Regions from separate parts of the Mus musculus genome. Here region 2 is linked to region 1. A link is a loop called in an ENCODE intact Hi-C map of the cell type or tissue named here. Cell type or tissue: left cerebral cortex. All regions are shown on one strand. Links, peaks and the distances in the headings refer to the core of each region. The heading gives the core; the rest is flanking DNA.

Region 1 (10,032 bases), core at 853-8,852:
AGAAAGAGGCCAACATCAAGTGTCTTCCTCAGTTGCTCTCTACCTTATTATTTGAGGCAGGGTCTCTTACCAAAACTGGAGCTGACCAATATGGCTAGCCAGCAAGCTCCAGGAATCCATCTGTCTCTGCCTCCCCAATGCCAGGATTACAGGTATACTCTGCCACACCCAGCTTTTTATGGGCTGAGGGTTGAATTCAGGTCCTCATGTTTATAGGCAAACACTGTGGCAATTGAACCATCTCTGCAGCATCTGATAGCCATGTATTTTTTTTTTTTAGTGAACAATTATGAAATTAATGTTTTGGGTAGAAAAGAATCAAATGGATGTGGGTTCTTCCCAAGTATAGGAAACAGATTATATGATTAAAAATTCAGGTTCCTAGAAGTCAATTTCAGAGCCAGTTTAGAAGAAGAGAGTCTGGGATTTAACACTTAGCAATAAATGTGCATGGCTCTTGACGCAGAGGCATGGGAACCGCCCATCTGCCAGCAGGCAGTCATGTCACCTGCTTGTGTTGGACACAAACAAGACTGACAAGAACATTGAGCAATGAGGAAAACACAATACACACACTGAGCATCCATAAAGAGCAGCTCACGCAAGGCCTTGGTGAGTCTTCTGAACAGAAAATTTGATACTCGGTCTGAGATGGTTCTTTTAACATTTTGTGACCAACATCAACTTACGGCATACACCCATTGTTTCTCTCATTGTTTCTCTCATTGTTTCTCTCAGGAAATTTCCAGTTGCCATATTTACCTGATGTAATATGGAATAAGCTTTAAAGAAAACCATTCTATTTTCTGGGCAGTACTCAGAGCCAACCGATTCTGAATCCCAACAGAACCCACCGACTGCAGCCGGGCTCCTCCCCGCACCGAGGCCCCAACTCAGTGAATGTGAAGCTAAATGAAAGTTAAACTTGTCACATTCTTAGCCGAGCTGCACACTTTCAGAGTTTCATAAAATTAAAAAAAAAAAAATCCACATAATTAGTTTAGCTTTACTAGGAAAAAAAAAAAAAAAACGTGAATGACAAGGTCAGGCTCCTGACCTTTCAGTAAATTAGAGAAGATTGCCATAAATTACACAATATAATGAAACACCAATTTGCATATTTGCTGCTATATTAAAAGGGATCAGTTTTAGCTCGCAAAGCAGAACAAACAAAAACATGCATTTTAATAACTCGAATTACTCCCAGGAAGTGACCCTCAGCAGAAAGCCTGATTATCACTACTTAATTAGAAGACTTAGAAATCTGAATCCTCCTTTGAATCCTAGTCTGGGTACAGTGAAAGATGGAGCCATGAGTTTTGTCTAAGATTCAATATTTACTCTTTACTAATATGTTTGCTGGAGAGACTTCCCAAGCATTATAAAGACATGCGAGGAAAAGAAATTTAATATTCAAAGAAAGAGTGCACAAACCCTGTGTTGGCTTGCAGGTGCAAAGCAATTAACAAGCTGGCATTTACAGTACTTTTAATTAATTAATTAAAAATGCAAAGCTGACTTTCATTTCTTTAAATGTTTGAACGTTTTACCCATCAATAATAAAACTGCACACGCTGCCGGCTGAGAGCGCCTGGTGAATGAGGAATCTGGGGTTGAAGGAAGTGGGGGGGGGGGGAGATTTGGAATCTGCCGTCTCTTCCCCTCCCCACCCCACCCCCAAGCATATTACTAAACTTAGTGTCAAGTGAGAGGGAAACGGGCCAGGCCGTTGCCTGGGATGGATCGTAAAAGCACAAGTGACAATATTTGATGTGACATGTTAACCTTGACCAGGAATGAGAACAACAAGACTTATTACAATTACACTCACCATTAAGGACTTGCCGCTCTGTTTCCAGAGGGGAGCAGAGCTGTTTGGAATTGAGGCTCTGTACCTCCGTCTTGTTTATAAAGGTTAAAAACGTAATTAGCAGAGGGAATTCCAATAATTTGCCAAAACGAAGTGGGTAATGGCTCCTCACACAATGCTGCTGTGACTAATTTTACAGCTGGACGCTGCTCGAAGGAAGGCTTCACAATTCCCCACGAACACATTCTTAGTCGGTACATATTTAAAAACAACACCATTAATGGACGTAATTAAAACATAAATAGTACCGTGCTACCTCGGTAGGCATTCACTCAGCTGGAACTAACTGTATTTGCTTAATCTACAATTTTAGATGTATTAGCAAAAATAAATGTTAGTGAATGTAAGCGAGCCTGATTGCATATCTGGGGTAAATTGGTGATAATGAGTCAAGAGACTTTGTGTTCGTTCACATATATTAGAATAAGAATCATTATGAAATTAAAGCTAAGATTAATCCTGCTAATGACACCACAGAGCATCTGGGAATAAGATAACCCAGATGTCAGATCCACTGCGGCACCGCGCTGGTGTTTGATAGAGTAACCCCTTGAAGTGTTCTTCTAAGGCGCATGGCTGCTACCCCCACCCCCAGTCTCAGTACTTGAAATGCAAATGAGTGACAAGATAGTCTAATAATGAGAGCAGATTCCAGCAGTAAAGAAAATGAATAAATTAAAAAAAAAAAAAAACCACTCTGCACCGCTGATAAGAACAAGCAGCAGGCACCTTGATGTCCTCGGTTAGGGTGGTGACATCTGCCGAGCGCGTCTCTGTAATAAAGCCCTCACTCGCTATTCCAAAGCACACGATTCTAACACTGTTAACATTTTAATGTTCTGGGCGTGCGTGGTAACATTAATTACAAGATCATTTGGATGACTTCTGAATCTCTTTCATGTCTTCAGCAGGAGAGAACACAGCACTGAGCTTTGATATCATAAATAAAAATGGGGATGCCTGCCAAGCATGAAAGGTATCCGGAAGTCATCTGCATCTGCCGGGTCATCCGCTGCAGCCGGGCAGAGTATCCTCTGGGCATTTCCAGAGGGGCGGCGGTTCTGTGTTTCACTGGGGAGCTGTGTGGCTCTTCGGGAGTCTCTTTCCTTATGCTAAAGATGAAGCTTCCGTCGCTGCCTTTAGCCCGGTGAGCCGAAAGCCCAGTTGAATGGTTTCCTAAGTACAGTTTGCCTTCCTCGTGAATATTTCAGAGCTTTGGCAAGGTTCTCGGGGCCTTCTTGCTTGCTGGCTAGGAGACAGAGGGCAGTTTCTGCCGTTAATTTACAGACTGATGCAAAGCATTAGCACTAAGAGGGACCTTAGGTAGACAGCAGGGCAGGGGGACAGAAGGAATTTGCTAGGTCTCCTACCTTATATCTGGCCCGGTATCACCACCAAGAAAACATCATTGTGAAAATTGAGACCCAGAGCAGGCAACCTGTTCCCCGAGTTATTAAACATCTGACAAGAGACAAAAGTCAGACTCAAACCTCAGTGTCACTTTTCTCAACCCAGGCTCCCACAATGGGTGTTGTGGCTGGCACCCTGCAATCATAGGCTTTGAGTAGCCAGGGTAGGAGGGTGCCAAGTTTGAAGCCAGCCTGTGTGCCACAATGACATTGAGTCTCAAAACAAAACAAAAACCCACCCGCACCCCTTGACTCTTCTTCATTACGTTTGTGCTGGTCACTCTTCAAAGGTCACCTGAATCTCATCTTTGTGGGCACAGAGCTACGTTTCTGAACCCTCCCTTCAAGTAAGCACAGCCACTTTAGCCATGAAATGTAAGCTGGCACCCTGGAGGAAATGTTATGGCTCACCTCACCCCCTCCGGACAATGGAGGCTGCCACCATTACCCTGCATCTGAGGATGACCTGGAGGAAGACCTTTATTGGCTGTGCTTCTGGTTATGGAGGCTGGTCCTGCCATCCAACCTCACCTATCTTGACAAATACAATTCTATATAATGCCAAAAGCCAGCTATGAACATGTGAACCCCCAACTGGCCTCGGGGACAGGTGAAGAAACGGGAGATGTGACTCAAAAGGTGGCCCAAGATCCCTCAGACTGAGAAAGAAAAGATTTTAATTTTCCTAACCCGGGTGGGTACCACTTACATCATAATACGTGAGAATGGCTCCCCCTAGAGTTTTACAGCACCACCCAGCCTGCAAGATCACAGCCAGTGTCCCTGTCATGTCCAGCCTGGCTCTTATTCCTTTGATAGATTAAACCAGATTTGCAGAAGGGGCCGGGTCATTACTGAAGCTACTAAACACGTGCTCTGCCGCAGTTCACAAAGTGCTTCTTCACTCAAAACCTCAGGAATGAACAGTTCACCAGCGAATTGATTAGGTCACTTGTCCATGGATCACAATCTCTTTGGATGTGACAGATGATTATTGATAGCTCTGTGTGAAGTGATGTTAGCCAGTCATAAACAAAGATATAGTAAGCAAATGTGAAATGGAAAAGAACACACAACCCTTTGACCTTTCCATAATTGCCTCGATGCGGTACTGCTCTGCTGCTGATTTGGGATAGTTAGGAGAAGAGCAAAGGCGCGTAGCACAGAGGAACCAGTCGTTCGAGTCCAGCCCCCTTCTCAGTCCCATCTTGTTCCTGGATCTGTTTAGTAAACTATGATTCTTCCTTAGTCCAGTTGTTTCTGTTCAAGAGGTTATAGTTTGCAGGGATCACAGTTAAACAGTACAACAAAAGTCCCCAGGACCAGTCACAAGTTCCCCAGGATATCAACACCCCCCCTCCCCAAATTTGCAGAGCTAGTGAACTAAAAAGAGTAACTATAGAATAAACATAATTAGCAGAACATTTTTGCATAGGATCAGAGTGGGCCGCAAGCCAAGCACACAACTCAGACACTGCCGCAGTGCCTCTGCCTCTCAGCACCCTCATGGTTCATTTTCATGGTCAACTTGACTAGATTTAGAATCACTATAAACACATCTTCCAGTCTCTCTGTGAGGTTGTTTCTAGAAAGGTTTAACTGAGGAGGGAAGACTTACCTTGAATGTAGAAAACAAAATACCCCAGGCAGGGTTGGCAGGCTGAATAAAACGAGCTTAGCTCTGACATCCAGTCTCTGCTTCCTGACTACAGATGCAATGTGAGCGGCCGCCTCATTCCCCTGCTTTACCTACCATGACAGGCTACACCCTCAAACTCTTAGCCAGCATAATCCCACCCTTCCTTAGACTGTTTTGCTCAGGTATTCTGTCACAGCAAAGAGAAATGTGGCTACCTTGTTACTGGGTTGCCTAGGGATACAACAGAGCGAGCTTGGTGTGTGGGTGCTACTTTCAGAATTGTTACATCTGCTGACACATTGTATCCAGGTAGCTCCTTGACGAAAGGGAGGCTCGCAAAGTTTATGCTCAAGAAATTCATTTGGCAGCAGACTTTATCCTATGTCACCATCATAAAAGCCTTCCAGAAGAATACCATCTCCAGAGAACCATTCGTGTGTCTGCCTGGGGCCTGCTCAGAGGTAGGTAGCATCTTGCTCTGTGTCTCTTTCAAAACACAGAACTTCCATGTAATAATTGCATGGAATAATAACCTGTACTAGATCCTGGGGTTACAGATGTTGGACTTCCCCAGCCCCTGATACACAGAAGGTCCTGGGTAATTCCTTACTAAAAATGTTGCTTGAATATTGATGGTGGGAGATGGAGTTAAGATGCTCAGACACCTTAGAAGATCAATCATGGTCTGTATTTTCCTATCAGGAGCCTAAGGACTGAATAAACCTCTCCTGACAAACAGATAATATTTTATCTCCTGTTGAAGGCTTCGGCCGGCCCCAATACTTCCCAGGCCCTTTTCTCTACTATAATAAGGTATCCTCAGATAAGCCTCGGCCAATTAGCATTATTTTGTGCCTGGCTGAAACAAGATAAATGGAAAACCAATGACCAAGATGCTGAGCGGCCTGAGTTCTCATGACTGAGTGGGCTCTTAGGTGTCTTTTACACAGAATAATTTATGGAAACATGCTTTAAATACAGACTTTCCCTTTCTTTCTCCTCCACTCTTTAGGGGGAAATGAAATAGAAAGATACTTAATCCGTTTCAACCTTGTGTTTTTAACCTCTTCTTTTCAGGATTTGGAACTCAAATGTCTCCAAATAAGGAAGAAGAAAAACTCTTGGTAAAGGGTTGTCTTCTGGGTGCCAGCTGTTCTGCTAGGGATTCCAGAGGCTCAGCCACCTTAGTCTGAGGAGGAAGGAGACAAAAATGGCTTAAAAATCAAGTTTTAAATAGAGATGAATAGAACGAAGGAGGATGTGGGGATTGGGGGGGGGGCGGTCATGGAAGTAACATTCATACATAAGTATGATGAAGGGCAGTCATGGAGGTAACATTCATACATAGGTATGATGAAGGGCGGGCATGGAGGTAACATTCATACATAGGTATGATGAAGGGCAAAAAAGGAAGAGCAGATAGTGGTGGTAACAAAGGTAAAAAGAAAACAAAAGGGATCTTGGAAAGTCTGACAGACCTACTTGGGAACTGTTGTGGAAGAGGCGGTGGAGGGTGGGTGGGCGTAAGCTAGGCCTGGACCTGTGGAGGGTCTTGTTGGAGTTTTGCTCTACTCACAATACAGGAAACACACTGTTTAGGAGAGAGCAACTTGGGTCCACTTGGGCTATAAAAGGACATTGTTCAAGAATATTTAGTAGAGAGGGACCAAGTCTCTCTCTCTCTCTCTGTCTCTTTCTCTGTTTCTCTCTCTCATTCTCTCTCTCTACGTGTGGCACGCGCACATACACACACACACACACACACACACACACACACACACACACACACATAAACAACTGGCTACTTTTCCATGCCACAAACAGAAGAGGCAAGTCAGTCAAGCATGGGAGAGGGCATGTAGTCTACATGTCTTCAGGGAGAGTTGTATATGAGAAGTTATATGTACAGGAGAAGACAGGAAGGTGGGCAGTCCAGAGTTTCATAAAAGTGAAACCTAGATGCATTGTGAAGTAGGAATAAGAGTTTTCAGACAAAAGGAGACGAGAATGAGGAAGAGGAGGAAGAGGAGGAGGGGTAGGAAAAGAAGGAGGAAGAGGAAGAGGGGAAGGAAAAGAAGGAGGAAGAGGAGAAGGAAAAAACAAAGGGCTGGAACGAGGCTCAGTCCCTGGGTTCCCACATCAGAACCAGAAACACATACACACACATACAAACACACACACACACACATACATACATACATACACACACACACACACACACACACACACACACACACATACACACATTGCTACTAATAATGTGTAAGTATATTAAATAAATACAACCTTTTAATTAAAATGATCATTCTGTGACTTGGAATTGGGTTCTCGGTGTTGTAACCTCTCAGTCAACAGGAATTGATTCCATCCTCATCTCCTTTGCAAGGTCTCTGGTTCTGCTCCTGCTCCTCCACAGTTTATTGGTAAGTCCACATTACCTCTATAGATGTCCGTCAAGAGCCCTCGCCTCCTGCCTCTATTCATTTTCTCACCCCAGTTCCAGGACTATCTGAACAAATGTGGGCTCCTTTTACTTCCTATGACCAATCATGAACCACATGTGTTGCCCCCGCAGCTCTGCTTCTTCAGCCCAGTCACTAGACACTATTGCTGAGGTAATGTTGAGTGCTATAGCAGGACGTTTTGATCTGTACATTAACATGTTTCCTAAAATGACATACCACATACAGAACTCAACCCAAGAGTTCTAGAGGAAACGTGGCCCAGGGGACCATATTAAGTGTAGTACTGCAAAACTGCACCTCTACCTGACTTCCTCCTCTCATGCCTGACATTATTTCTAAGACCCCTCTAACTCCTCTTGGCAAGCAACCTGCAGGGCAGCTCTTAACCACGGTGGCTTCTTTACCGTCTCCTCTCTTTGTTTTCCCTGTAAGCGTGCTCCTTTAATAAAAGAGTGTCTCAGAGGGAACTTCAATCCACGGCCTCCCTCCGCTGCTGCTCTTAATGCTGCGTGTTTAACACACCTTGGAGATTACTCTTAAATCCTGGGAAATCTTTAAGCAGCAACACACTGGCAACAGAAAACACTCCCTCCCCTGAGACCTCAGGGACAGAAGAACCAGAGTGCCACAGCCTGGGAAAGAGGCAGACTACCCCATGGATGGGACAGGACACTAACCCAGGGTACCCTAGGGATGACTTGGAGGCCCTGCCTCCACACCAAATACATGGTCCCAGGACTGGCTGTGCCCAAAGGGTAGGGCTTCCACATGGAGTGAGCACAGCCCCAGAGTGGTACAGGAACTCAATGGGCCATCTATCTCCACCTCTGCTGTAGTCAAGGGCTGGCTAAGACCATTGCAAAGTGATGTGGGTCAGTTTTTCCATTCTTCTCTGCATAGACCCAGCAGTTCGGTCACTCGGGCCTGCCTCATTATGGAATCAAACAGTTGGATATATTAGAAAAGATTTTCTTCTTTTTTTAAAAAAGGTATTTATTTATTTATTTCATGTAAGTACACTGTAGCTGTCTTCAGACACACACCAGAAGAAGGCATCAGATCCCATTACAGATGGTTGTGAGCCACCATGTGGTTGCTGGGAATTGAACTCAGGACCTCTGGAAGAGCAGTCAATGCTCTTAACCACTAAACCATCTCTCCAGCCCTAGGAAAGATTTTCATACGCTGTTTTCTTCCTAGAAAATATTTATAAACTTATAAATCTTTACAAATACTAATAAGGGTAGTGGAGCACAACTTTAACCTGAAAACTCAGGCTGAGGCAAGAAGATGCCACAAAAAGGCCAGCCTGGGCTACACAGTGGGTTTCAGGACAACCTAGGCTACAGTGTGAAATCCTATCTTAAAATAAATAACAAATAGCAACAAAATATATAATATATATATGCAAACTTAAAGAGTACTAACCCAGGGAGCAGCCCTCTAAAACATTGTTACAGTTACTACGTACATGGTACCTCAAAGAGTCAAGGTGCTGACACATCGCCTTAATACCCTATGGTCTCATGTTTACAAGTGGTGTTGCCAGGGGTCTACTGGAATACAAACAAATATTAAAAATTTTGAAAATTAAATAGCCTAGCCTTCTTTAAAGTTATTCTTTAAAGTTAGGTGTGGGGTTTCATGCCTATTGTCACAGCACTCTGGAGGCTGAGTAAGGAGAATTGGCATAACCTCTGGGCCAGCCTGGGTTGCAGAGTGAGACCCTTTTGAAAGGAAGGAAGGAAGGAAGGAAGGAAGGAGGGAGGGAGGGAGGGAGGGAGGGAGGGAGGGAGGGAGGGAGGGAGGGAGGGAAGGAGAGAGGAGAGGAAGGAAAAAAATCAAAGTTATATTTTTAATAGAGGGTAATAAATACTGACTAACAATTGTGCCTTAAAATATGGAGAATTTTTCAATTAATTCCTATTTTACATGTATGAGTGTATTGCCTGTGTGTGTTTAAGTGCAGCACATGTGTGTGCTGCCCATGGAGGCCAGAAGAGGGCACTGGATCTCCTAGAGCTGGAGTTACAGACTTGGGACCTACCATGTAAATGCTGGGACTCAAACCAGGGTCTTCAGCAAGAGGAGCCAGTGCTCTTAGCTGCTGAGCTGTCTCCCCAGCCCCAGCACAAGGAGAATTTTATAACATAATGAAATAAAAGACTTTGTTCCCCACACTCTCCCAAACCAGAACCCCATCTCGTAGTTTACAAGTGTTCGGACTCTGCTTTTGCAAGGGAAGTTCACGGATAGGAGCAAGCCAAGAATAAGCTACAAAAACAATTTCCTTCAAAAATCCATTTCACATTTACCTCCTGAAGGGCCAAGGCTTAGGAAAGGGCCGTTTTGATCTGAAAGAACAAAAGAAAAGCTGACGGGGATGTACTGATGGATTCTATCAGCTTACCTCTGGTGAGCAGGGAGGCGTCTGCGTCACCCCATTGCTGATATGCAAGACATGACTTACTTAGAGGTACATTCAAGGAAGAACGTCATCCCGGTGAAAGCAGTGGAAAGATAGTAATAGTGTAACTATTACATTTAATTAATTAATTAATTAAACCCATAGTGTAAATACTACACTAACTAGTCTGAGAAAGCAAACTTCAATACTGAAAACAGAAAGGTCTTGGCTCTGCACAGTTC
Region 2 (10,032 bases), core at 1,279-9,278, 450 kb before region 1:
ACCGCTCCATTCCAGGTGCCCGCCTCTTCTGAACCACGTAGACTACGTAGGTGTCTTTTTAAAAGGATGGTTTAAAGGATAAACACTTGTTTGTGGACTGTTGTGCTAAGTAGGCACCTGACTTTCCCTGCTGCTCCCGCTTAGTTGTGTAGGTTTTGCGGTGTGTATGTATTCTTCTGTGTGCCCCTCCCCTTCTAGAGCTCTTCCTGGGGCTGAGTGTGTCCCCAAGCCCTGGCCAGCGAAGCCAGCAGGAGCTGGGCGGCAGGCGGACACTAGGCCGGCCTTGCAGCTGTTCAGCCGCCTGCGGCTGGGCGCCCTCACTGCCGGACAGCCTGCGAGCGGGAGGCTGTGGGCCGAGCAATTAGGAATCCCCGGGGGACGCCGAGTGCCCTGCTAACAAACCCTTGTCGCCGCTTTGATCCTTGCCTTCTTAGTTCCCAACTGCGACCTTCTAGCCTCCCCAGCCCCTCACCTAGTCGCTCGCCCTAATGAGTTGTGCTTGGATCCGCGAAGCGGGAGCACAACGTCAAACTCTAGTTGAGACAAGCTTGCCAAGCCTTTTATCAGTGCTTCTGGAAGTGCTGGCGCCCAAAACGAAAGACCCTGCCCAGCTTGTAGAGGAAGCCCGCAAGGCTGTGTGTGTGTGTGTGTGTGTGTGTGTGTGTGTGTGTGTGTGTGTACCAGAGCCATGGCTTGATTTTGGGCTGCAGGTGCCCAGGGCGAGGCTGCTATTTATTAAATCTAGCATTAAGGATTGTTTTAAGAAAAACTGTAGGGCTGAGAGATGGACCGGAGGAACACAGCTACAGAGCTATTCAGGTTCCTGTTTAGTGTCAGGTCCCTTCCTCAGCAGTAGGGGAAAACCTGATCCTATGTGAGCACTCTCCAGCCTCAGTGCTCTGACAGAGTCCAGAGAAAGCAGTTATTACATATCTAGACCCCGTCTCCGACTTCGTTTGCTGCTTGAAACATTTAAAAAAATGTTTTTTTTTTAAATGTAGTGGTGTGGAAATGTAAACTGAAGAGGGGTGGGAAGGAAAACGGGAGGGGAGAGAGAGAGAGAGAGAGAGAGAGAGAGAGAGAGAGAGAGAGAGAGAGAGAGAGAGAGAGAGAGAGAAAGCGAGGAGGAAATGGCCTCAGGCGCCTGCATCAGACCAAGGCTAATTAGGGAGTGGCTTGCAGATTTCACCCCAGCTCCTCAGTTGAATCAAAATGGTCTTGGACTTTTTATGATTCTAACAAGAGTCTGGGATAGCCCATCTACATTTTGTTTATTTATTTATTTACTTACTTACTTACTTGCTGAGTTAGGAATACGGCACCCTGTTCAGTGTGGAAAAGGTTCAAAGCCTGAGTACTCAACAGGCACCCCCATTCGGAAGTCTTAGCATTTATTGGATTTTCTTTTAAGTCAAGTTTCAGTAGTTTACGATGATTTGCCTAGGTCTATAAAAATTATTTTCTAAGGTGTGAGGAATCTTCTGTTCACACTGTACCTGGGTCTGGAAAGCTCAGGGCCAAAGAAAGCACAGGTGTTGTTTGTGGAAAGCCACATAAAAGAATTATCCAGTGTCTGGTAGGAAAATGTAGGAGCAAACTTACTAACCTAGGCAAGACCTTGGCCAGTGGCCCACCAGCCCCCTACTGGGGAGTCAGCCCACGGCTATTTCCCTCTCTGGCTTGAACTTGGACTCCGTGGGTGGTCAGTGCAGGGGTAGTTCTTTCCAGGCTTGTGGTAGCTGTTTTGCATACATCAAAATTTCTGCAGGTTCACCTTTTCTGATAAACATGTTTTCTTGCATCTCCTAAACCATGTGGTTGAAAATGTCCACCCTTCTTTTCTCCATTTGTTTTGGTTTTGGCTACTTGCTGTTTAACACAGATTGTTAGATTGGTGTTGCAAGAGGAGCTGTTTTGGGAAGAAAGTTGGGTACCAAGTTCCTTTCTCTCCAACACTGCTGCAAAGGAGACCTTCACAGGTGCCCTAAAATCCCAAGTCCAGAAACTACTGCTTAAAAATCAAGAACAAAATGAGTTCATTCCTTTACAAGGGGGTTCTTTCATGCTTTTGTGCTGGCCCAGTTATATTTGGGGTGTGGAGAGGGGCAAGCAAATGTGTCTTTCCACAGGAGATTTAGCTGGTTAAGGACTTCCCCAAGTGGCTGTGCCGGGGAGCTAGCTACATTCCTTGTCTTTCCCCTGTCTGAAGGGCAAACTGTGACTGGTCTCTGGACTGGAAGTCTAGACAAACAGAAACTCTGACGACATTCTTTGCTTCCCACCAGAGCACAGGAAAATGGACTTGTTTCAGAGGGATGCTTAAAAACCTCAAAAGGTCCATCCTCAAGGCTTGCTGGCCTGGGGATGAGCCAGGGGAATCTGGAAAACACACTATAAATAATCAGTAATTTACTTGTTAAGGAAGAAGTTAAACTTTCTGGCCAGCAGCCAGTCAGTTGCAGTCCAACCAAGCTATTTTCAATAAATTGCAATGTAACCCTTGCTGCTTGGCGCCAGCCCCAGAAAATATATTTACCACCCTGTATCAATTTATCCCCCCCCCCAAGGAAAACCCACACAGTGCCGATTAGACAGCCAATTTCCTGTGTTGCTGCAAAACCCAGCTTACCCTTAAAGTCTCTCCCTTCCTCCCACCTACACTCTGCCTCTGCCTAGGCAACCTTTCAGGAGAATTTGCTCAACTCCCACCCCTTAAACAAGGTGGCTTGGGTGTAGTTTGGTTTTGTTATATTTTTAACTTTCTAAAAACATTGGGAAAAGCCCTCCCCAGGGCTAGGGAAACTTAAGTGCTTTTTAAACCATGAGGTGGCAAAGAATACACTGGAAGAAAAGTCCAGGCAGAATTTGAAGTCAGCAAGTTTGAAAAACAAGCCCTGACTTTTCACCACCCACAGACAGGTCAGGAGGAGATAAAACCGCCTTTTTCTGGGCAGCTTTGAACCCTTTTTGGGGAAAGCTGGCCCACCCTGTGTCCTGGCAGCTGACCACTGACAGTTGTGGGCACATGGGCAAGTGGAACCATCTCCAGGGCTGACCCTGGATGAACTTTCTGGGGACCCCAGTCCTCTTTACCACTTGAATCTTTTTTTTTTTTTTGAGTTGGGGCCTAGTGCCTAGCACCCCTCCATATCGCCTGTAGAAGACAACTTGCTTCCTCTATCTGAATGAGAGTCAGTGTGGACTCCCAGACTGGGTGATGGTGAGTGGGTGGGCTCCAGGGCTGTCTTTTTCAGGGAGATGTCACTGGCTGGCCTTTTGCTTTGGAAAATCAACCCCACTATCTTAACGGGGGATGGGAAAACTCAGAGGAGACCTTTGCCTTGCTTTCTCCTAGCTGGGATGTGAAGGCCTCTGTCATTGTGAGCTTTTCTGGGCGCGCTGCCATTCTGTTTCTTCCTCTTTACTTCTCCTTGCTTGGCCCTTCTTCTGGCGATCTCCAAGGTTCTCTTTCCTAGCACCACAGACAGCTCCCAGGTCGTGCTGTGGAGCAAAGACAAGGGCAGGCGGTTCCAGGCAAGGCCCAGGCTACTAAGAAGGGTGGGGTGGGGTGGGGGAGTGTGCCCACGGGTGGGGAGGTCCCGTGATTACAAGGAGCCCTCCCCGGCAGCGCTTCCTGATTAACTCGAAGTCCGACAGGGTCACATTCCAAAGAACACAGTCTCAGATCAATACAAGTAATTCAAAAATATGGGGGTAAGTAGCGCTCTGCGACAGATCAACTCTTAACCGCCCCCCACTTAATAAGTTCTTAACGGAAGGCCCCCGAGCCCCGGCCGCTGCGGGGGTCTCCCTTGGAACCTGCCCGGCGGCTCTTCTGCTTCAGTCGCGCGAGGTCTCCGCAGCTGGAAGACAAGCTCTGCGGAGGAGGTCGAGCCACGCGGGGTTCATGATCTGCAGCGCTTCTCCCTCCACGCGTGCTCACGACTTTTTGCGACCGTCTGATCGTATAGGAGGCCCTGAAAGGAAAACCGCGTACCGAGCGCGAGGCAGAACCTGGCCTTGGCCCTCGGTGCTGCCCTTGGGAGGGCAAGGCCCTGTGCCACTCCCGGCCGGCCCGCGGCGCAGAATGCACCAGGCGCTGGTGCCTTCAAGTCCCGGTAGCTAGGCGCTCGGGTCTCTGTGCTTGCCTGGCCTCAGGGCAGTCTGGCGGCCTTGTAAGCTCCTGTGCTGGTGGTGACAGAGGTGGCAGATGAGTTTCAGGATGATTGTCTGGGAAAGGCACCTATAGACAGACCTGGGTCAAAAATCCAGATATATTTCAGGAACAGTTCTCGGGATGACCTCCAGAGCAGTGCTGTGAGTTGTGGAAGAAATAAAAAGCCGGTCTCCATCTCCCATGAAGAAAATAAAATAAGCTTTGCAGCGCTGTGCATCAGGACCCACCTCCTGCTCACTCTTCCTAAGAGATCAGGACTGCATGGTAACCTTTCTTCAGTTCCTGGAGTCAGTTTCTTCAACTTTCTGGCTCCCTTCTTTCTCTTCCTAGCTGGGTTAGAGGGATAGAAAGGTTAATGGAAATTAGGAACTGACACCCAATGATTTTGGGAGTGTGAATTATCCACGATTGTGGGTTTGGGCACCATTGGAGATCAGGATTTCCCCAAAGCCCGTGAAGGCTGGAGGAAGAGACACTCAAAGGCCTCTATTAGGCCGTGTCTACGGGAAAGGGAAAGAGGAGACATGTTTTCTAGAGAGCAGTTGGAATTTATAATACCGCTGGTGGTGCACTCCTAAGCCACAAAACTAGAGTGCCCTCATGGAAGGCAAACTGTTCTAAACACTGTTGGCTGGGTGTTAGGAACCGGCTTGGGAGGCTGTGATTACCACACTACTTCGGAGAAGGCAAGCCGTGTGTGGCAGTGTCCAAATATGAGATTCTCATGGCAGGTCTCTTTCGGACAGGCCAGCTTTACTGCTGAATGCAAAGACTTAATGATTTAGTTGTAAATGGACTTGCTAAGACTCCCAATTTGACTAAAAGTTGTCCTGATATTACTCACAAGATGAAAATATATTTGGTGAAACGACTAAACTTATCTCTCAGAGTCTTGAACTAACAGTTGCCCTCCAGAGGGCTGAGTATTTGTAAGGTGAAAGGTTCCTGTCCCAGTATCAGCCGTTTCTCATTGGGAGTAAGGCGACTGGGGACCATTTAACATACGACTTTCTTATCTGTCCTATTTTCACAAATAGTTTATTAGTAGAGGCTTACAATATAGTGTCATTAAATTAAGATTTTTAAAGGGGACATACGTGTCCTCACTGGCCTCGAGTGAAGACATTGTGTCACATATGTGATTAAAGGAACAAATGTCACATCTTTCCTTGCTATGCAGTGATAGACCAAAAATTCACACATAACCCAAATTGACGAACCCACACACTTTTGTATTTTTTTCTTTGCCTTTGAAATTTCTGGCAGTCCACATTTTAGACGTTCCCATGAATCTAGGTTTACGTTAGAGCTAACTACCAAAAGGCAGTTCTTTCCACCTCCGCCTGCTGTGTCTCCTTGTGCTGGTGGCTGTGCCAGTCCCGCCTACCGTAGTCTCGTCCAATCAGAGCACAGCAACCTCAGCGGTTTGTGCCAGTTGCTGGATTCCTTTCTTTTTGCTTCTGCTTGTTTGAGTGGGGAAGAGGCTACCCAGACTGCAGAGCTAGACTGCAGAATCAAGGCACAAATTTCACTTTCCTGTTTTCCTCTTTCTTACCCTCTCTTATTTTGTTTAAAATCCTTTGCCCCCTCCAGTGCCCAGAGGATGCCATCAGGCAAGTGGGCACGTGCCATCTGCCTTCTCTGGGGTCTCATCATCCCTGTAAAAGACTCAATTATTTTCACATACCCAAAGTACACCCACAAAGACTCTTATTAGGGTAGAGTTGGCCTTCCCACTTCATCTACGACAGCAGTTATAGCTGCTTTCAAGCCTGGGATGGGAAGCAGATACGGTGGCCTGCCAGGATGAAGTTGAGATCCAGAGGGTCTGTTTTGCTCTCCATTTTCCTGTTTGACTTTTGTCCCACTTTTAGCTTTGCTATTGCAGACATGTGGGGTGTTTTAAGGAAAGCAAAGGTGACAGGTTAAAAACCCATACAGAGGGATGTTAATGAGAGGGGAGGAGGAGAACTAAGCTTAAAAGTTTACTGGCTATTACTAATTAATTTTTGGGTCAAGGTTTTGAAACTTGCAAACTATTCAGAACCCAGCACCCCCAACCCAGCACCCCCAACCCAGCACCCCCAACCCAGCACCCCCAACCCAGCACCCCCAACCCAGCACCCCCAACCCAGCACCCCCAACCCAGCACCCCCAACCCAGCACCCCGGGGGGAAGGAGCCCTTTACTTGGCAAGATGTTTTACAGACATCAGGTACCTCATTCCTTAGGGTTCACAGTTTTTACTTGGTTCTGCTTGGAAATTTGGCAGAAGGATACATCCAACAGATGGTTTGTAAGCAGAACTGATCTTGACCCAAACTCAGAACTGGAAAGAATCTCCAGTTATCTGGTTGAATACCAGCTGGAAGCAGCAGGTCTTTCTAAGATGTAGCTTTCTCTTTTTAATCCTTGTGGCCTCCTCCACCCCAGCCTCCAAGGATAGAGGAGACAAACCGAAAGAAGAAACTGTAGGATTACAGGTGACCGAGAGATAACTCCATGCAACAGATTTCTACCTGGCACAGAGGAGGTGGAAGTTCTGTGTAAATGTTTAAAACTGACTTCATATTGTGAAAGTAATGCATGCCTACTGAAGAACAGGTGTAGAGATGGAGAGAGTCACTTCCAGTGTGTGGCTTATTATTTCTAGGTTTGGTTTACTGTGCATCATATACAGCTGTACATATCTAAACTTCCATTTTTTCCATATTCAAGTACTTCTCCATAGTCTTTAAAACTCTATGTTTGTATGGTACCTGACATAATATTCCCCTCCCCCCATGAATTATGTTACCCATTTTTCTTAGCATATGTTATATAGGAGCTCCACCACTAAGCGGTAATTCCAACTTCATCTGTCTTCCTATCTATCATCTATCTATCGTCTATATTGATCATCTACCTATTGTCTGTCTGCCTGCCTATCATTTGTGTGCATGCACACATGTGCCACAGCAAACATGCACACATGCATACATGCACACATGTGCCACAGCACACATGCGCACATGTGGAGATGGGAGATTAATTTGTTGGAACTGGTTGTTCATTTCTTCCCTCCACAGGTCAGGTTAGGTACTGAACCCTCTCCCTGTTTTGCTTTCTTCCTCTCTCCCTTCCTTCCTTTCTTTTTCTTTCTTTCTTCCTTCCTTTCTTTTTTCTTTCTTTTCTTTTTCCTCTTTTTCTTTTTCTTCTCTCCCTCTCCCTCCCCCTCTCTCTCCCTCCCTCCCTCTTTCTTTCTTTCTTTCTTTCTTTCTTTCTTTCTTTCTTTCTTTCTTTCTTTCTTTCTTTCTTTTTCTGAACAAGATTTCTCTGTGTAGCACTGTCTGTCCTGGAATTTACTCTGTAGATCAGGCTGTCCCCAAACTCAAGAGATCTGCCTGTCTTTGCCTCCCAAGCACTGGGATTAAAGGCATGGGCTGCTACCACCGACTGAATTGTTTTCATAATTTGAGATAAATAGTAGTAGTTTAAGTGAGCATAAAAGCAAGATCTGGTTTTTATATGGTTCTAGGGATTGAACCCAGATCTCGTGCATGCTAGGTAGGCACTCCAGCACTGATCTATATCCCTAGCTCTGGAAGCAAGCACTTCAGTTTGGGTTTCATTTCTCAGTTGGTCTGTCAGTTTTTCAATTGGTCTTGACTAAGGCAGGGGAAGAGATGAGAAGACAGTTGGAAGAGGAACAGCTTCAGAGTAGAGGAGATAACTCACTGGGGACAGGTTTCAGGGTGGAATGTGAACTTATCCTGTTTTAATAAGGAGCCTCCAAGTTAGCTGGGGGTAGGCTGTGATGGGCAGCAAAACACCATTTACCGTTTTTTTATCAAACGTATATTTAAATCTTCCTAACTCTGGCCTTAAACTTGTCAACTTCCTCAGCAGAGAGCAGGTCTCTACAGAGAGAAAAAGGTGGTCAGCTACCTTCTGATAGAGGGAGCACCTCACCAGTGTGCCTTAGTGTGTCTGAGCGTGTACATACTTGAGTATGTGCATGTGCATGGTGTGTGTGAGCATCAGTGTGTGCATGGAGTGTGTCTGTGTTCATGCGCATGTGTGTGTGCTTTTGTGTGTATATGTGCATGTGTGTTTGTGTGTGCATGAACATGCATATGCTAGTGTATATGTTCATGTGTGTTTGTGTGTATGTACATGCATGTGTGTTCCTGTGTATGTGCATGTGTGTTCATGTGTGCATGAACATGCAGGTGTGCTAGTGTGTATGTTCATGTGTTCATATGTTCATATGTACATGTACGTGCATGTGTGTTTGTGTGTATGTATGCATGTGTGTTAGTATATATATGTAAGCACGCGCATGTGTGTGTGTGTGTGTGTTTTCTGAGTTTTCAATGGGTAAGTAGAAGCTATGTCTTCTAGGGCTTTTTACCTAACACAATTGATAAGAATTAAATTCAGGTTAAGGAGAAAAAAAATTAAAGAGCCATAACTTACAAAGAAATTTGAGTGCGGGGGTGGGGGATTGAGTAAAAGAATTAAACAGCAGTGGTCTAGCCTTTCATTTGCGTGACACACATTAACCGCACCATAGAAGTTCCAGGCGAACTGTCTTGTTCTCTTGTCTCCAGGAGCCCATGTAGGGAACTTTAATTGCCACATTTTCAAGCCGATGTAATGGTGGGGATGTCTTAGTAATTACCTTAATGAGATAACACCTTTCCTTCCCTCAACCTACTCATTATCACGCCTCTTGTTCAGATTTCAACTACAAAGAACTACACTTGTAAAAAAAAAAAAAAAGTCTGAGATGTATTGTTCCTGGTCTCATCCCTGTAAAATAATCACGTTGCACGTATCTTAAAACAGGAAAGAAACAGTACACACCGGCAAATCAAGAACGTTTGAGGAAAGGCCCGAGATAAGTAAACTAAACATCTGGGTGCCCTTTAATTATTCTTGGTTGGATTCTCTGTCTTGACCTATAGCGATGCCAAGGTGCCAGAATGATGAATTTTAAGATGTTGGGCTGTGAAGACGCGCAGCTGCAACACTGATGGATTTAGGAAGGGATGGTAACAAGGTTAGCTGCATGTGAAGTGTGAATTGAGATTTTTGCAAAGAGACTGTGATTGCAGATGGGCATAGTGTTGTACCCTTGCATGAAATCTTGCTATTATTGTATAGTGGTCAGACAGAGTGCGAAATGACTCATTACTTTTCTTTTATTCTTTAATGAAGTTGGTTAGAGTGGCGGTAACGCTGCTAGTCAATATTAGTAATGCACACACATACAAAAACCTATATGACAGGTGCTGAAATATTAAATATTTATTTAGTTTTGACTCTTTTCCCCTAATTTTCATGAATATCCATATGCAAACAGAAGCGCTCCTTCCTTCATATAGACAAGTTTGTACTGATTCGTGTGTCTGTACTTACCCTTATTATCCTATATAAATATCATACGAGGCCCCAATGAGCGGGGAGGCTTTTCATGGCCAAGAAATTTCTTCAGCTCTTCAGATGTTAAAAAAAAAATTGCTGCAATGCTCGGGTCTGACTTCTTCATGGAATTCCGATTTGAAAATCCTGTTGGATGATTTTGAAAATAATAAGTTCCTCGCTGCAGTGACTGGAAAAAAAATGGGGAAAACCCAGAGTCACAACCTAGCATGGTTGGGAGAATTTGGAAGATGGAGTCCTGATTTTCAGCGTTAGAGTATATAAACTATCTTGTAATGGTCATTTATGCTGCGAACCTTGAAAATGTTTCATTGCTTTCCCAAGTCAGAAGAACAGGAAGAAACCGGCTGAGGAGATGCTCCTATGACCCAAACCCCAGTCCCCTCCCCTGTCAGGCTCGTGCCTCTAGAAGCTTCTTTGGGGACACT

The links. Peaks named below come from ENCODE experiments on the same cell type or tissue, not always from the same donor. Only the 100,000 strongest peaks of a DNase experiment are listed, where the experiment ranks them.
Region 2: it touches region 1 in a loop (2.5-fold over the local background); 3 of 42 quality-filtered maps call a loop at or near these places.

What each region holds. Positions count from the first base shown.
Region 1 is chr5:105,996,505-106,006,536 of GRCm38, reverse strand. No RefSeq gene overlaps it. Among named protein-coding and RNA genes, the nearest start is that of Gm25672, 71 kb to the left of the region's middle. In left cerebral cortex, for the core only: a CTCF peak has its summit at 4,018; DNase peaks (open chromatin) are centred at 2,834 and 4,021.
Region 2 is chr5:106,442,337-106,452,368 of GRCm38, reverse strand. No RefSeq gene overlaps it. Among named protein-coding and RNA genes, the nearest start is that of Barhl2, 11 kb to the left of the region's middle. In left cerebral cortex, for the core only: no CTCF peak of the experiment used is centred there; a DNase peak (open chromatin) is centred at 5,559.